2 separate regions of the Homo sapiens genome follow, and region 2 is linked to region 1. A link is a contact called in ENCODE Hi-C or POLR2A ChIA-PET data. All regions are on one chromosome and are shown on one strand. Each heading gives the region's core, a stretch centred on a gene start or an enhancer-like site at or near the end of the contact. The rest is flanking DNA. Distances are from core to core; before and after follow the strand shown. Region 1 overlaps TACR1-AS1 (TACR1 antisense RNA 1). Region 2 has its middle 43 kb from the start of EVA1A.

Region 1 (6,878 bases), core at 626-3,125:
CAAAAGGATGCCTTGGGCTTACATCCAGGGAGAATGGGGCAATGCTCCGGCAAGCAGTATGGGCAAGAAGCTGTGGGGAGTGTGGTTCACTCACATGTCAGCCAGTTTCACAGCAGCCTGTTGCAGAGCAGTGAGTATCGTCCTAGATATGAGTAGGATGACCTGGTCTCCCTGTCCCTCCTTAGCCAGGCAGTGGTTGCAGCTGCATCAGCCTGAGCTCAGGCTGAAGATAGGGGACAGTCCAGAGTTAAACTCTCAAAATAGAGCCTTGGGCTTGGGACCAGAGAGAGCCAGGGACCACCCAGGCTGGCAGCATGAGCAAGAAGCTGTGGGAAGTGTGGTCCACTTGAGTCTCAGTCTCAACAGATGATTGTAGCAGGGGAGCAAGTCCCTGCCTGAGTGTGCATGAGTGCACCCATTTTCCTTTCTCTCTCCTTGGAGCAGTGCAATGGCTGCAACCATGTCTGTAAATCTCCAGTATCTGGGGTCAAAATGGCACCCAGCTGAGGCTGCTCCAGGCTCAGATGCCTGCGGAATTCTGTGTGGTTTCTGTTTCTGGAGCAATATCTCTGTGCAAACTTTAGGCAGCTCCACATGTGCCCTTGCACTTCCTACTTTTGGAGAGACCTGTAGTGCCAACTGTCACATCCATATCTTGTGTCCTAGATAGTAAAGGAGAAGATCAATTGCCAGTGATGGTCAATTATAAGCTAGTTGAAAAAAGTGATGTGAGGCAATAGGGACACAATTAGACTTTCTGGTTTATAAGAGCATAAACTTGAAACAATGCTTTATCTTTCACTCAGCTCTACCAGAAGTGCCTCATTACACACCCTCATTCTCAGGACCAAATCTATTTTGATTAACTTTTAACTAAGAAAAAGAGCTGTCAACATGAATCCTTAAAATTATTTGTGTCTCTAAAAGACAGCTGAACTGTAGTAAATATTTAATACTAAAAGCACAAAATGGACAAATGTTCAAATTAATAAATTTTTCTTCTGACTCCCATTAAAGAAAATAATAAATCCAGAATTTATGAAGCAAGTTTTGTTTAAGCATCCTTCAAAAATACACTGTAGATGCTTTACTTTATTTTTCTAAATTTTGCATTTTAGAAACTTTTAAAACTATAGAAATAGTGAAAGAATAGTGTAATGAACTCCTACATATTTTTAATTTACACTTATTCATTATTAATATTTTGTCACCATTACTTATTTACCTATGTCATCTATCTACAGATATATATATTTCTGGCCAAATTGTTTGAAAGTTGAGTGCAGACATCAGAACAGTTCATATCTAAATACTTCAACCCATATCTCATAAGAACAAAGCCATTCTTACACATGTGCTATCTTTACTAGGTATTTTTCAAGATTGTTGAAAGGATAGAATGATATAATATGTTTAAAAGTACCTTTCAATAAAGTTTACTTTATTAAACTTTAGGAGCTCAACCACTACAAACATTATTCTGAGCTTTATAGACCCCAGTTTACCTTATCAGCAAACTGTTTTTAAGTCTCACATAATTTTCTTACTGCTTGATGATTTTATTTTTAACTCTGAAAAACCTTGACTTTATTCTGAGTATAGTGTGACAGATATAAACATTGTCATATTTCAAGTAACACATCAATTGTCTCAGCATCTCTTACACAATATTCCTCCCTTTCTTTTGACCCTGAATTATAGCAGTCTCTTGCGCGCACACACACACACACACACACACACACACATACACAAACTCCTCACTTGACATGGTTCTGATATGCATGGATTTTAGTTACCATGGTTTGATTAAATGACACCAGTCTCCTAACAACATAATTAAATTTCAGTTATCATGGTATATCGTGAGTGCTTGTATAAGGTACAAGTTTCAGCCCACAAATGACTACATTAAAAAAAAATGTGCATCATCATCCATGATCAGCAACATTCTTTTAAATTCTGTCTATGACTAGTCACTGTGCAACTGTTATTCAGTCTATGTACACACAGAAAAGTGTGAAGTTTTAGTCCCTCCTTGTCTCACAATGATAAATACGTGATGTTTTACAAAAGATGAATAATAAAAAGAAGAAATTCGCCAGCAAAACTGAAAGCGCAACAAAGAAAGTGATAAACTAGAAGTAGAGGTAGAATTGAACATAAATGGAGTTATAAAAGAAATAAATGACCATAAAAATGTTGACACTGCTGTCATTGGAGAAATTCTAGATAAGTAGCCAGAAGGAACTTAGTAAAAGTCTACTTAATGGTGTAAATAAGGAAAGTGGTTCTGACGAAAAGAATGAAGATGTCCTTGAGGAAGCGCTGCCAGGAATAAACTCAGCATTAAAAGAATTCTCAGAGACATTTTACAGCATTGAAAGTGCAAAGGGTAAAATAATGTAAACGGATCCAAACTTAAGAAGGAATATGACAAGTTGCCAAGATATAGAAGTGAAGCTTGCTTCCTATCATAAGATATACCATGAGAAGAAGGTAAGCAATGTTAAAATGACTCTTGGTGAGTTTTTTTGCAGATAAATGTAGCGCTTTAATTATCAATGTTTCTAAAATTTCAGCGTGCTAAATAAACATTAGTTTTGCCATTTTCCGCATTTTTCTATGCATTTGTAACTAACCACAGGATAATTTTTTAAAAATTTATGAAAGATTATAATTTTCCTATTGATTATTAAAATTGTTATGCATGGTATTGGCTTGCATGGTCATTTTCACAGTTTCTTTTCTGTTTAATTCAGACATCTGTATTTTATTTTAGTGTTGCCAAAAGTATACTGTCTTGAGTATCATAGCTTTTAAAATCTGTTTTATCATGTGTCAGAGCATGCTCTCCACCCTTATTATTCTTACTATTAAAAATTCTTTACTATTCTCTCTCTTTAGGTAAATTTCAAACTAATTTTGTCAAATTCCAGCTCCCATGGAGGTTTGATTAAAATTACGTTAAATACAATACTCATTTGGAAAAATTATTGTGTTTATAATACTGCCTCCTCCCTTCAAGAATATAATTGTCGCTGGGCGTGGTGGCTGACGCCTGTAATCCCAGCACTTTGGGAGTCTGAGGCCAGCAGATCACCTAAGGTCAGGAGTTCGAGACCAGCCTGACTAATATGGTAAAACCCCATCTCTACTAAAAATACAAAAATGAGAGAGGCATGGTGGCGGGCGCCTATAGTCCCAGCCACTCAGGGGGCTGAGACGGGAGAATTGCTGGAACTCAGGAGGCAGAGGTAGCAGTGAGCTGAGATAGTGCCACTGTACTCCAGCCTGGGCAACAGAGCGAGACTCCGTCTCAAAAAAAAAAAAAATTGTTGATCCTTCTCTCACAGCCTCCTGAGTGGTACCCTCCTCCTGCCAGTGCCTGAGCTGATGGTGGGAACAGCATGCCTGTGCCCACTGTTCGAAAAAGCCAGAGCCCCATTCCCACCCTGGACACCTAGGCCTGCATGCTCATGCTCTGCATGGCTGTAGCCCTTGTGGTTGGTGGCACCTTGGAGCTCCTGGGCACGAAGCAGCTCATGCTGCAGAGATTGGCAGTTGTCTTCAGAGGGGACAAAATGGCTCACTAGATGCATCCAGGAAGCACTGCTTCCACTGAGAGAGACCAAAGTATTGCACATACTTTGAGCAGACCTTCAGAGAGAAAACACCAACAGCTATTGGAAAGGTGATACAGACACTGAGGGTGAAGAGGGAAAAAGCTAGGAACCCTGTGCAGGATACATGAATGCTAGGGCTAGTTCATGGCCCTGAATGGATCATGTGGAAGGAGTGAGTAGAGAAACAGAGGGACAGCTTACTTTCACCATGGCCCTCTGTGATCTTAGCTATAGGGGACCCCACATGCCCCATGGATGTTTGAATTGGCAGGGGAATCTTCCCTGAGAGTAGGCAGAGACAGGGCTTCAACTGGAGCAGAGCCTAGGGGCTTTTGTGCCTGGGGCAGCTGCAGTGGAGTACAGCCATAGGCGCCCATAGGGCTCTCTATCTTCTTCCAAGTAACTCTAGCCCCAGCTGACCACCAGATCAGGAGAGAACAGGGCTGGTGCTTCCCAATGGGACTGGGTTGCATCTTTTCTGCAGACCCACCTGCCTGCCAGCCCTTCCCAGGACCCCTGCCTGGCCATTCTGCAGGAGTATGCACACAGCACAGCCTCTGCTGCTTAGCCTGGATCCTTTGCTCCATCTAAGTAGTTTCCCAGTGGCCTGGGAGCACATCAGATCCCCCAGCACAGCTGGAACCCAACCCAAGGGTCCAGGGGATGAAGCTGCTGGCTGGTCCCTGTATCCTGGGGTTGTGGTACAGAGCTCGAGAGTGTTGAGCTGAGATCTGTGGCTGGTACTGGAGCTGGGGAGGAGTCCTCATACTCAGAGCACTGAAAGGGGTGATAAGACATATCGGTTCATGGGTTGGTGTGGGAGCAGGGTGTTCCTCCCTCCACAGGGCCAGTTTGGAAAGAATGTGGCCTATCGCCCTGCCATAGCCTCTGCCTGAGGGAGTCTCGTGGCCCAGAACACCTAATAAAGGAAATAAAGACAGAACACCAGTGATCAGAGAGGTCTCCCCCAAGGCCTAGAAATGGACCCGGTGAGGGAGTCAGCTCTCCCTCCTCCACCACAGAGGACAGCTGCAAATATGAGGAAATACAATAAAGCCCTGCAGATAAGCACTTATCTTCTGGCTATAATTCTTTAGTGCCATCTACTGAATCACAGCCTAAACTACAACTGCAAAAATATTCTGTCACTTTGAAACCAAGGACAAGAATCCAGCCGCAAATAAAGATAGTATACAGAGTCTTGGCCCTCTGAAAGCACCCAGAAATGAAGCCAATTGACTATATTCAACTTACACAACAGTTAAAGGAACATAAGTCCTTTCAGATGAGAAAGAATCAACACAAGAATTCTGACAATTCAAAAAGCTAGAATGTCCACTTATCTCCAAACAAACCCACTGGCTCCCAAGCAATGATTCTTAAACAGACTAAAATGACTGAAATGACAGATGTAGAATTCAGAATCTGGATGTCAAGGAATCTCATCAAGCTTAGGGAGAAAGTTGAAACCTAATCCAAGGAATCCAGTAAAATAGTCAAAGAGCTGAAAGATAAAATAGTAATTTTAAGAAAGAACCAAACTGAACTTCTGGAACCAAAAAATGCATTACAAGAATTTCATAATACAATTGGAAGTATTAACAGCATAATACCTAACAAAGGAAATGCAGACACAACACCAGTGTCATGCAGCTGAGAAACAGCATGAGACCAAGCTGAGGAATCTCAGAGCTTGAAGAAAAGTTCTTCATATCAAGTCAGTCAGATAAAAATAAGGGAAAAAAAAGGATTTAAAAATTCATACAACTTCTGAGAAATATGGGATTATGTAAAGACATCAAACTTACCACTCACTGGAATTCCTGAGAGGAGAGAGAGTAAGCAACTTGGAAAATATATTTAAAGACATAGTCCATGAAAATTTTCCTAAATAAGCTAGAGAGGTTGACATGAAAATTCAAGAAATACAGAGAACTCCTGCTAGGTATCATTCAAAACACCATCCCCAAGGCACATATTTGTCAGATTCACTGAGGTCAACATGAAATAATCTAAAAGGCAGCTAGAGAGAAGAGTCAGTTCATGTATCAGGCCAGCAGCAGACATATCAGCAAAAACCTTATAAGTCAGGAGAGGTTGAAAGCCTATTTTCAGCATCCTTAAAGAAAAAGAAATTCCAACCAAGAATTCACTACCCTGCCATATTAAGCTTCATAAGCAAACAAAAAATAAAATCCTTTTCAGACAAGCAAGCACTGAGGGAACTCATTACAACTAGACCAGCTTTACTTATGGCCAGGTGTGGTGGCTCATGCCTGTCATCCCAGCACTTTGAGAGGCCGAGGCGGGCAGATCATGAGCTCAGGAGATTGAGACCATCCTGGCTAACACAGTGAAACTCCATCTCTACTAAAAAAAGAAAATACAAAAAATTAGCCTCATGGTGGCACACGCCTGTAGTCCCAGTTACTCAGGAGGCTGAGGCAGGAGAATCGTTTGAACCCAGGAGGCGGAGGTTGCAGTGAGCCAAGATTGATCACGCCACTGCACTCCAGCCTGGGCGACAGAGGAGAATCTGTCTTAAAAAAAAAAAAGTACTTAAAGGAGACCTAATATGAAAACGAAAGAAAGACAGCTGCTATCACAAGAACACAGTTAAATACATAGCCCACAGACACTATAAAGCAACTAAACGGTCACGTCTGCAAAATAACCAGCTAACAACAGATGGCAGGATCAAAATCTCACATATCAATACTAACCCTGCATATAAATAGTCTCAACGGCCCACTTAAAAGACAGAGTGGCAAACTGCTATCTTTAAGTGGCAAGTTTGCTATCTTCAAGAGACCCATCTCAATGTTAGATAGGTCTCAACAGAGCAGATTCCCTTTTAATTCATCCACAAAATTATGTAATTTGAAGTTATGTTTTCTACCTTCAGAAATTCTTTTTTGTTTTTCATTTCAATTTCCTTTCGTACTCTATTATTTTTTAATGAGGTTTTTACTCGTGTCTTCCTGATATTCTTATTTTACTTGCATATCTTCTTTGATCCTCGGTTGCCCTTTTCTGTCTTCTTTCGGGTTAATTGAAAAAATTTAATATACCACTTAATTTCTTCTATTTGCTTCTTGCTATGACTCCTTTTATTATTTTTAGGGGTTGCTTTAGGACTAACAACATGTATCCTAATTTATCAAAGTTTACTTAGAGTTAATATTGTAAGACCTGACTTCACACTTCATGGATACTTCTTACTTTCTGCTTTCCCTTTCAAAAATGTAACGACAT
Region 2 (7,536 bases), core at 4,640-7,139, 370 kb after region 1:
CCAGAGAAAAGAAAAGATGACAGAGATAGCATCTCACTCCTGCTCTCCAAGCATCAGAGTGGGAATCCCACATTAGCCAGGCATCACTGGTCAGTCATTTTCTGATCCCAGTGTGGACAAACATCTCATATCCTAGGCCACCCAGAGCCTGGGCAGATTTGTTGAGTGTCTACCATGAGCCCACCAGATGCTGAATGTGCTGAGGCTAGCCAGCCAAGCGTCCTGCCCTCACGGAGAACATGTTCCATTGCTCTACCCTACTTGAAAGGCACCCCTTTCAGAGGCATGGGTATAGAGGCGTTTGGCTGACTCGTTCTGGTCTGCTCTGACCTCCCATTTCACCTTCTAGATAGAATCTGCAGCTTTCTCTGATACTTGAAAGCTGGCTTGACAGACTGTCTTAGGGTTGGGGGTATGGGATAGGACGGGGAAGATGTGTACTCTGTGGACAACACTTGTATGGACATGCAGGAATAGTTCAGTGATGCACTAAAGTGTAATTCCTCAGTGTTACTACAAAACTGCCAGCTCATTTCTGAAGACATACGAAGTACAAACAAGCTTGCCTTGTTTGCTTTATCAATGCTGTACTGTAGTGCTGAGTTTAAGGAGGCGGCTGGCCCCAACATCTTGTAATAGCCCTGCTGACTCTGAGAGGTGGCTGCAGGTCTCACCAGTGCTTGCTGAACAAGGAAGAGAAGCAGTGTCAAATATTAAGGGAGGAATTCACATGTGGAAGAACCAGAAAACACAGCGTCTGGGGTTCTAAGGGGCAAAGGTCAGCTCTCAGGAAAGGAGGGACACAGGCTGGCTCAGTGACAGCCATGCACACAGGGTTCTTGGCAGACACACATGCTCTGGTCCTTCCTTCACAGTCACTCCCTGTGTGGGATTCTTAACCACAACCTTCCTCAAGGCTTCTCTTCTCAGGTCACTCACCTACTTGCTGTGAGTACCCCATGCTGTGTCTCCTTGCTTGTAGATCCTAAAGCTATGCAGACCAGACCTGTCCCTTGAGCCCTCTCCCCCATCTATCCAAGGCCTCCTGGACATCTTCCCCCAAAGGTCCCATGTCCCTTCAAACTCGAACTTTAAACTGTTATTAGGTGTTGAATTGGTACCCCCTCCCCAAAAGATGTGTTGGAGCCTAACCTGTACCTGTAAATGTGACCTCATTTGAAAATAGGGTCTTTGCAGATGTAATCAAGAAGTCATTAGGGTGGTTCCTAATCCAATACATGCCCGGTATCCTTATAAGAAGAAGAAAATGTCATATGACATTTTGCAAAAATGCACAGAGATGCACAGAGAGGCTGTGTGATGACAGAGGCAGAAGCTGGGGTGATGCAGCTGCAAGCCAAGAACACCAAGGACTGTCGGCCACTGCCAGAAGCCAGGGAGGAGGCCGGGAAGGAAGGCTTCTCCCCGTCAGGTTTCAGAGGGATTACGGCCCTGCTGGCGCCTATATTTTGAACTTCCAGCCTCCAGAACTGTGAGAAAAGAGAAGATTTATTTTGTTTCAGCCACATAGTTAGTGTAACCTTGCTATGTCAGCCCTATGAAATGAGTGGCCGAAGCTGAGTTCATTTTTATTTTTCTCAAAGTGCCTTCTTTTCCAGTGTTTCTTATAATAAATGAAATGAGTTGCCAAATCAGAAATGTAAGGGTCATTTTTATTCTCCATCCCACCACAGCCCATCAAGCACCCAGTCATGTCAACTTGATCTCCTTTGTACTTCGCTAATCTTTCCTTGATTGAGCTCACTTCTGTCTCTGCCCTGGTTCAGACTGATAACTTCATCAGGAGATTGTAGAAAACTCCTTTCTTTTGTGCCCCTGGCCAATTTCCCTTTATCTGACATCATCTCCTATCCCCACCCTAACCCATCTTTATTTTGTCAGTGTGATCCAAAGCCCTTCATGTCACACCGTTGCTTAAGTCTTTTTTCAATAGTTCCCTGTGTCTACCTTCAATATAAATTCTAAACCCATGGGCATTACCTGCAGGACCCTACTTGAATGATTTGGTTTCAGTATGATTGCTTCCATTTATTATCCTTCATATACTCCTTTCCTCAACCTTGAACTTTATTCTCAAGCAAGACTAAATTTCTTGAGATTTTCAGAATACGTTCTCTTTGCTCTTGCAGGAGCTGGTCGTTATGCCAGAAACATCACTCTATCCTCTTATTTTCCTGGTAAATATCTATTCATCCTTCAGGTCTTTGATTAAGTGCTTTCTCAGTGGTGACTGCTTCCAGACTTTCCCCAGGCTATTTTGGGTAGGTTATATTCCCTCTGTTCTATGACAGTAATTATCTTCTTATACTGTAACTAGGCTGTTTACATGCTTGCTGCTGCCCTACACAATTTTAAGGGAATAGACTGTGGGGTTTCTTTTTTTGCATCTCTAATGTTTGGCATTCATTTCTTTCCTCTTTCATTTATTCATTCAACAAATATTTGTTGCATTTAGCACCTACAATTACCTAAACATGTCTTTGGGAACACCATGAGGAACACTACGCCTGCCCTCCTGGAACATACAGTCTAATTTGGAATAAGACTAAAGTAAACAGGTGATCACAAGGAAGCCAACAATACCACCAAGGAGATAGGTACAAGCTGCTATAGGAATAGGTAGGGAGTACCTTGCTGAGCCTCAGAGATTCCCAAGGTGGATGAGGTTAAGGTGTATAAGAGGGCAGCCTTGTGTCAAGAATGCTCCTGGTCCTGTACAGCTGGAGAACAGAGGGAAACGGCAGAACAAGGGAACGGCTGGTGCCGCACGGACCAGATTCCAAGGGCCTTGTAAGTCAGCTAAAGAGAGCAGACTTTATCCTGAGGGCCCAGTGAGTCATAGGAGTGTTTCAAGTACTTTGTCCTTTTTTTCCCTTTTAAATTGCCTGTATCCAATAGCTTTTAATTAAAAAAAAAAAAATGCTTGTAATAGGCAAAACAGCCAAACATAGAGAAACAGGAAGTTTAAAATCACTTCTTATTTCTATGTCCTGAGGCAACTTACACCGTTAAACTGTGCTTATCCAAATTGGTATAAATACATGCAAACACAGAACAGACATGTGTGTTGAGTTTTGTTTTGCTTGTTCAACATTTTTATAACGATTGAGTCATAGTATACACATTTTCTCATAACTTGCTTTTTTCATTTAATATAAGACTAGCATGTCTCTCCATGCATAAACATATATATGTAATATATAACATATAGATTCACATGTTGAGAATATGTGTGTGTGTGTGTGTGTGTGTGTGTGTGTGTGTGTGTGTGTACATTTTTTTAATAGGATCTTGCAATTTTTCCCAGGTTGATCTTGAATTCTTGGACTCAAGCAATCCTACCACTTCAGCTACCCAAGTGAGTGGGATCACAAGCACCCACCACTGCAGCTGGCTCATGTGAATATGCTCATAGATCTAACTCATTCATTTTTCTTTGTGATAACTACAGGATAGCCCACAGCATGGAATTACCATGCTTATTTGGCCATTTTATTATTGGTGAATAATTGTGCATTGCCCAATATTTTGCCACAGTGAACAATGCTACTGTAAACACCCTTGTCAACATATTCTTGGGTACTGATGACTTTATATCTACTGGAATGACTGCCCGCAATAGGGTTCCTGATTTAATGGGTGTGCATTTTGAGCTTTAACAGGCATTGCTAGATTATTTTTCCCTGGAGACTTGAGTACTTCACATTCCCACTGGCAAGATATAAAAGTGCTCATTCATAGGATGTTTCTGGTCTTTTTAATTTTTGCCCAATATGTGGAATAAAGAACTAAATTTTATTTTCTCTAACTTCTCTATCCCATCTAAATCTTTATTTCCTCTTTTGTGAATTGCTTGTTCATATTTTTTCCTGTTGCTTTTGGCCATTTCATTACCAATTTTTATGAGCTTTGGGTAAGTTAAGGATCATATCCTTTCATATATGCTGCAAATGTTTGTCTGAGACTATAGCTTGTCTTTTGACTTTGCTTATAATGTTTTGTTCTTGTAATTTGAAAAAAAAGTGAGAAAATATGTCATTTGTTTTCTCCTTGTTGGATTTTGGGATTCTTGCTACCATTAAATTTATGCCCTCTATGCCAAAGTTATAGAAACTTTCCACTAGATTTTCTTCAAATCCTTTGTGTTTACTTATTTACATTTATATCTTTAACCAAAACCCATCTCACTTTTTTTCCCCAGATGAAGAGCCAATTAGGTCAGCACTATTTCTTGAATCAATCCTAACTTTCCTGCTGAATTGAAATGTTGTCTTTATCAAATACTAATTTTGCAAACATACGGTACCCATTCCTGGATTCTAGCCTGTTCCAGTGGACCACTTGTTCATGTGCCAAAACATATTATTTTGATGAAAATCACTTTATCTTAAATGTCAATATTTGGTAAGGCAAATGTACCCTATTTTCTTTTTCAGAATTATCTGCCAAAGTCTACAAGGCTATATGACAATATCCCACCACAATTATGCTTTTTAATTAAATTAATCTTGTGTTTCAAAGAGGAAGTGGCTAAGAGTCTTAGCTAACCCTGGATGGCTATGAATGAACACCCAGTCATTCATGCAAGCAGAGTCACCCCAGGTGCCCTCGCTCACAGTCTCACATTCTCATTCCTGCACACTAAACGACTCAAAAGTCCTCCGGAGCTCTGGACCTTGATAGCTATTCTCCCCTTTCTTCAAAGTCCCAGGGTCTTCTCACCCAGATCCCAGGGGCCTTTCTGCCCCCTGCCATCCTCTGACAACTCTGTCCCAGGCTAAAAATAGCTGCCCGCTTGGGGCTTTCTTCTCCTTTAGGCTCCTGCTATCTCCAAGCACAATGGGGTAGAGGACCAAATCTGTGCACCCTGATAACTGCTCTTCTACGTTTCTGCAGCTGCTTATGAGACATCCATGTGCCAGACTCCTCTCTAGCCCAAACTCTCCTTCTAGTAGTTGTTTCCCTGCTTGTAGACTACCCTTTGGTTCTCCCTAGGACACCACTCCTGATCCTCCTTGAGATGGACTCAGCCCTGACCTCCTCCTCATAGGTACTGCTGATGGCTGGAGGAGAAGGATAACGTCAGAATCATGGTGCTATGGGTTGAATTGTATACCCCTAAAATTCATACATTGAAATCTAACTCCCAGTGCTGCAGAATATGATCTTATTTGGAGATAGAGTCATTTCAGATTGAATTAGTTAAGATAAAGTCGTGGTGGGGTGTGGTTAACCAATATGACTGGTATTCTTATATAAAGGTGAAATTTGAACATGGAGACATCCACACAGGGGGAACACCATATGAAGATGCAGGCAGAGATTAGGGTGACACTTCTAAAAGCCAAAGAATGCCAAAGATTGCCAACAAACCACCAGAAGCTAAGGGAGAAGCAGGGAACAGCTTCTCTTGCATAGCGCTGAAAAGGAACCAACCCTACTGCTACCTTGATCTTGGACTTCTAGCCTCCAGAACTGTGAGAAAATAAATTTCTGTTGTTTAAGCCACACAGTCTGTAGTACTTTGTTGCAGCAGCTCTAGGGAGCCAATACACACAGCAACCCAATGCAGATGAAGGTGGGCTGCCTTCCCCCACCTGAGCCCTTCTCTCTGTTTTTTGCTGGGGTCACGTAGGGAGTCAGATCACAACAAGCTTCAAAATGTGTTTTTGGTTAATAATACTGGCCCCAGACTCTTGCCTGGTATGAAGGTTTAGCAGAGAAACTCAGGCTCCCATTGCCACCCACAGCCTGGTCCCCAGGCAGAAGCAAGCCGTGGGCTCTGCCTTGCCAGTTGGGAGCATCGTATCCAAGCTTTGGTGCTTCAGCAGTAAACAAGCAGTTAGCAACTGCTCTGCAAGCTATCCAAGCGTGACATGCTGAGGTTTCTATGACTTATCCTCTAGTGCCTCCCCCACTGTCTGTCATTCCCACCACACAGGAATCCTGACTCTTCTGACCTGTGGGCATTCATTAGGACTGTGGCCAGTTGTTCCTCCTGATGCCCTAGTGCCTAGCTCAGTGTCTGACCCACAGTAAATGCTCAATCTTTATTTACTGGATGGGTGGATAGATGGACAAAGGTACAGGAGACTCTTTGGACTAAGCTTTCTCCAGTATGTGATTCAACCTAGCAGAAGAGAGGGCGTTACCAAGAGGAGCTTCTAGGAACTGAGTCAGTCATTGAGTTGCTGCAGGCATGCATTCTTGCCATGTGGACCCTGGATTCTTTCTCATTCTTTCTGGGCTAAAGGTTGGCTTCCAAGTTCCTTTCCACTAGTGCGCCCTCCTGGCGGCTCTTTACAGCCAACTTCACACAAAGGAGGTTTAAACAGCATCTGGCAAGTCTCCCTGGAATTCACAACCAGCTTGCTCCACCCCAAAAATCTACCAAATACTTCAGACAGAACTCAGAGTGGAGGCCCTGCATTTAAAAATGGATCTCTTTTCCTGAGGCATCCACACCTCCTTCTTTTTAGAAAGCACAAGCTCATATTGAAACAGCCATCCCAGAAAAATGTGTGGAGGGGAAAAACAAAACAAAGCAGAACAAACTACAAAACAACAACCACAAAAATATTTGGAGGTCTCCCTGTCCTTGTGTTCCAGAAAGTTCGATATATGGGGATTGCAGTGGGAAGAGCAGTTGCCAGCATTGTGGAGAGACTTCTAGAGACACAGGGGACTTGAGAGTGGGAAATGGCAAGAAAAGTGCCCTGAGCCCCGGCCCAACTTGGCTCTTAAAGAGAACCCCACCATTCATTAACTGGCCCTAAAACCTGCTAAGTGAAAAAGTAAAATAAATGAGCTCATTAAATCCGGAAGGAGGGAAGACCTGGAGGCTTAACCAAGGAAATTCCCAACACCCACTTAGAAAAACAAGGGGGTTTTAGGCTCAGTTAGATTCATGGCCAGGAGTGGGGGCTGGCCCCCAAACAAGGAGGTTGAGTCATGCTGAACCACCATGCAGAGCTCGGCCATTTCCAGCTCTGCAAACAGGAGCCTGGATAGGGAGCTGCTGCTGCTTGTAGTGTGGCGGGGATGGTCAGTGTGGTTTACCAACTCAAGTGGTCCACATCCTTAGTCAAACTCATGGGGAAATCAGTTGAGAAATATAGTGGGAAGTTCCAGGAGCATGCAAAGTTCTTGAGAGAATTATGACTTCAACCCAGACTGCGGTAACTGCCTGTAACAAATACAGCCTGAGATTCGGCTTAATAAAGACTGTTCATCATGTACCATCCATTCCTCCCCGATTTATCACTCACTTCCTGAGGACCATCTATGTGCTGGCGCCATGCTAGATGCTGCCCTTTCAGGCCTAACTTGTTAGTATTGCTCCCATCGACCAGTCCAAGTTCCTATTCATGGTCCCTGCTTCACCCATGACCATAGCCCTCTTTGGTTGTGGGGTTCTGCAGATTCCCTTCAGATCTCCTTGTTCTTGAATGAGTGGAACTCTGATGATTCCTGGCATCTGCTCTCGTCTTGGGTAAAAGATTCCCCTCCAGGTGT

What was found. Hi-C counts contacts between places; a loop is a spot of excess contacts on that map. ChIA-PET counts read pairs that join two places held with the same protein, here RNA polymerase II (POLR2A). Pooled maps may share reads with other maps.
Region 2: a loop to region 1 is called in a map with no recorded cell type, with 2.4 times the contacts of the local background. The contact joins two enhancer-like sites. A Hi-C loop is called at or near these places in 1 of 37 single-sample maps with no recorded cell type and 2 of 50 pooled maps. POLR2A ChIA-PET finds 5 or more read pairs at or near these places in 1 of 52 experiments (PC-9).

What each region holds. Positions count from the first base shown.
Region 1 is chr2:75,237,201-75,244,078 of GRCh38, forward strand. All of the region lies in intron 2 of TACR1-AS1 (TACR1 antisense RNA 1), which reads left to right. LOC107985900 (a long non-coding RNA gene) reads right to left here. Exons shown (of 2, transcript XR_001739546.2): 2 at 1-662. Among named protein-coding and RNA genes, the nearest start is that of TACR1, 41 kb to the left of the region's middle. Within about 2 kb of position 1,876, at least 4 of the 41 ENCODE cell types and tissues checked have a DNase peak (open chromatin) inside an H3K27ac peak, as active enhancers do.
Region 2 is chr2:75,600,067-75,607,602 of GRCh38, forward strand. No RefSeq gene overlaps it. Among named protein-coding and RNA genes, the nearest start is that of EVA1A, 43 kb to the left of the region's middle. Within about 2 kb of position 5,890, at least 3 of the 41 ENCODE cell types and tissues checked have a DNase peak (open chromatin) inside an H3K27ac peak, as active enhancers do.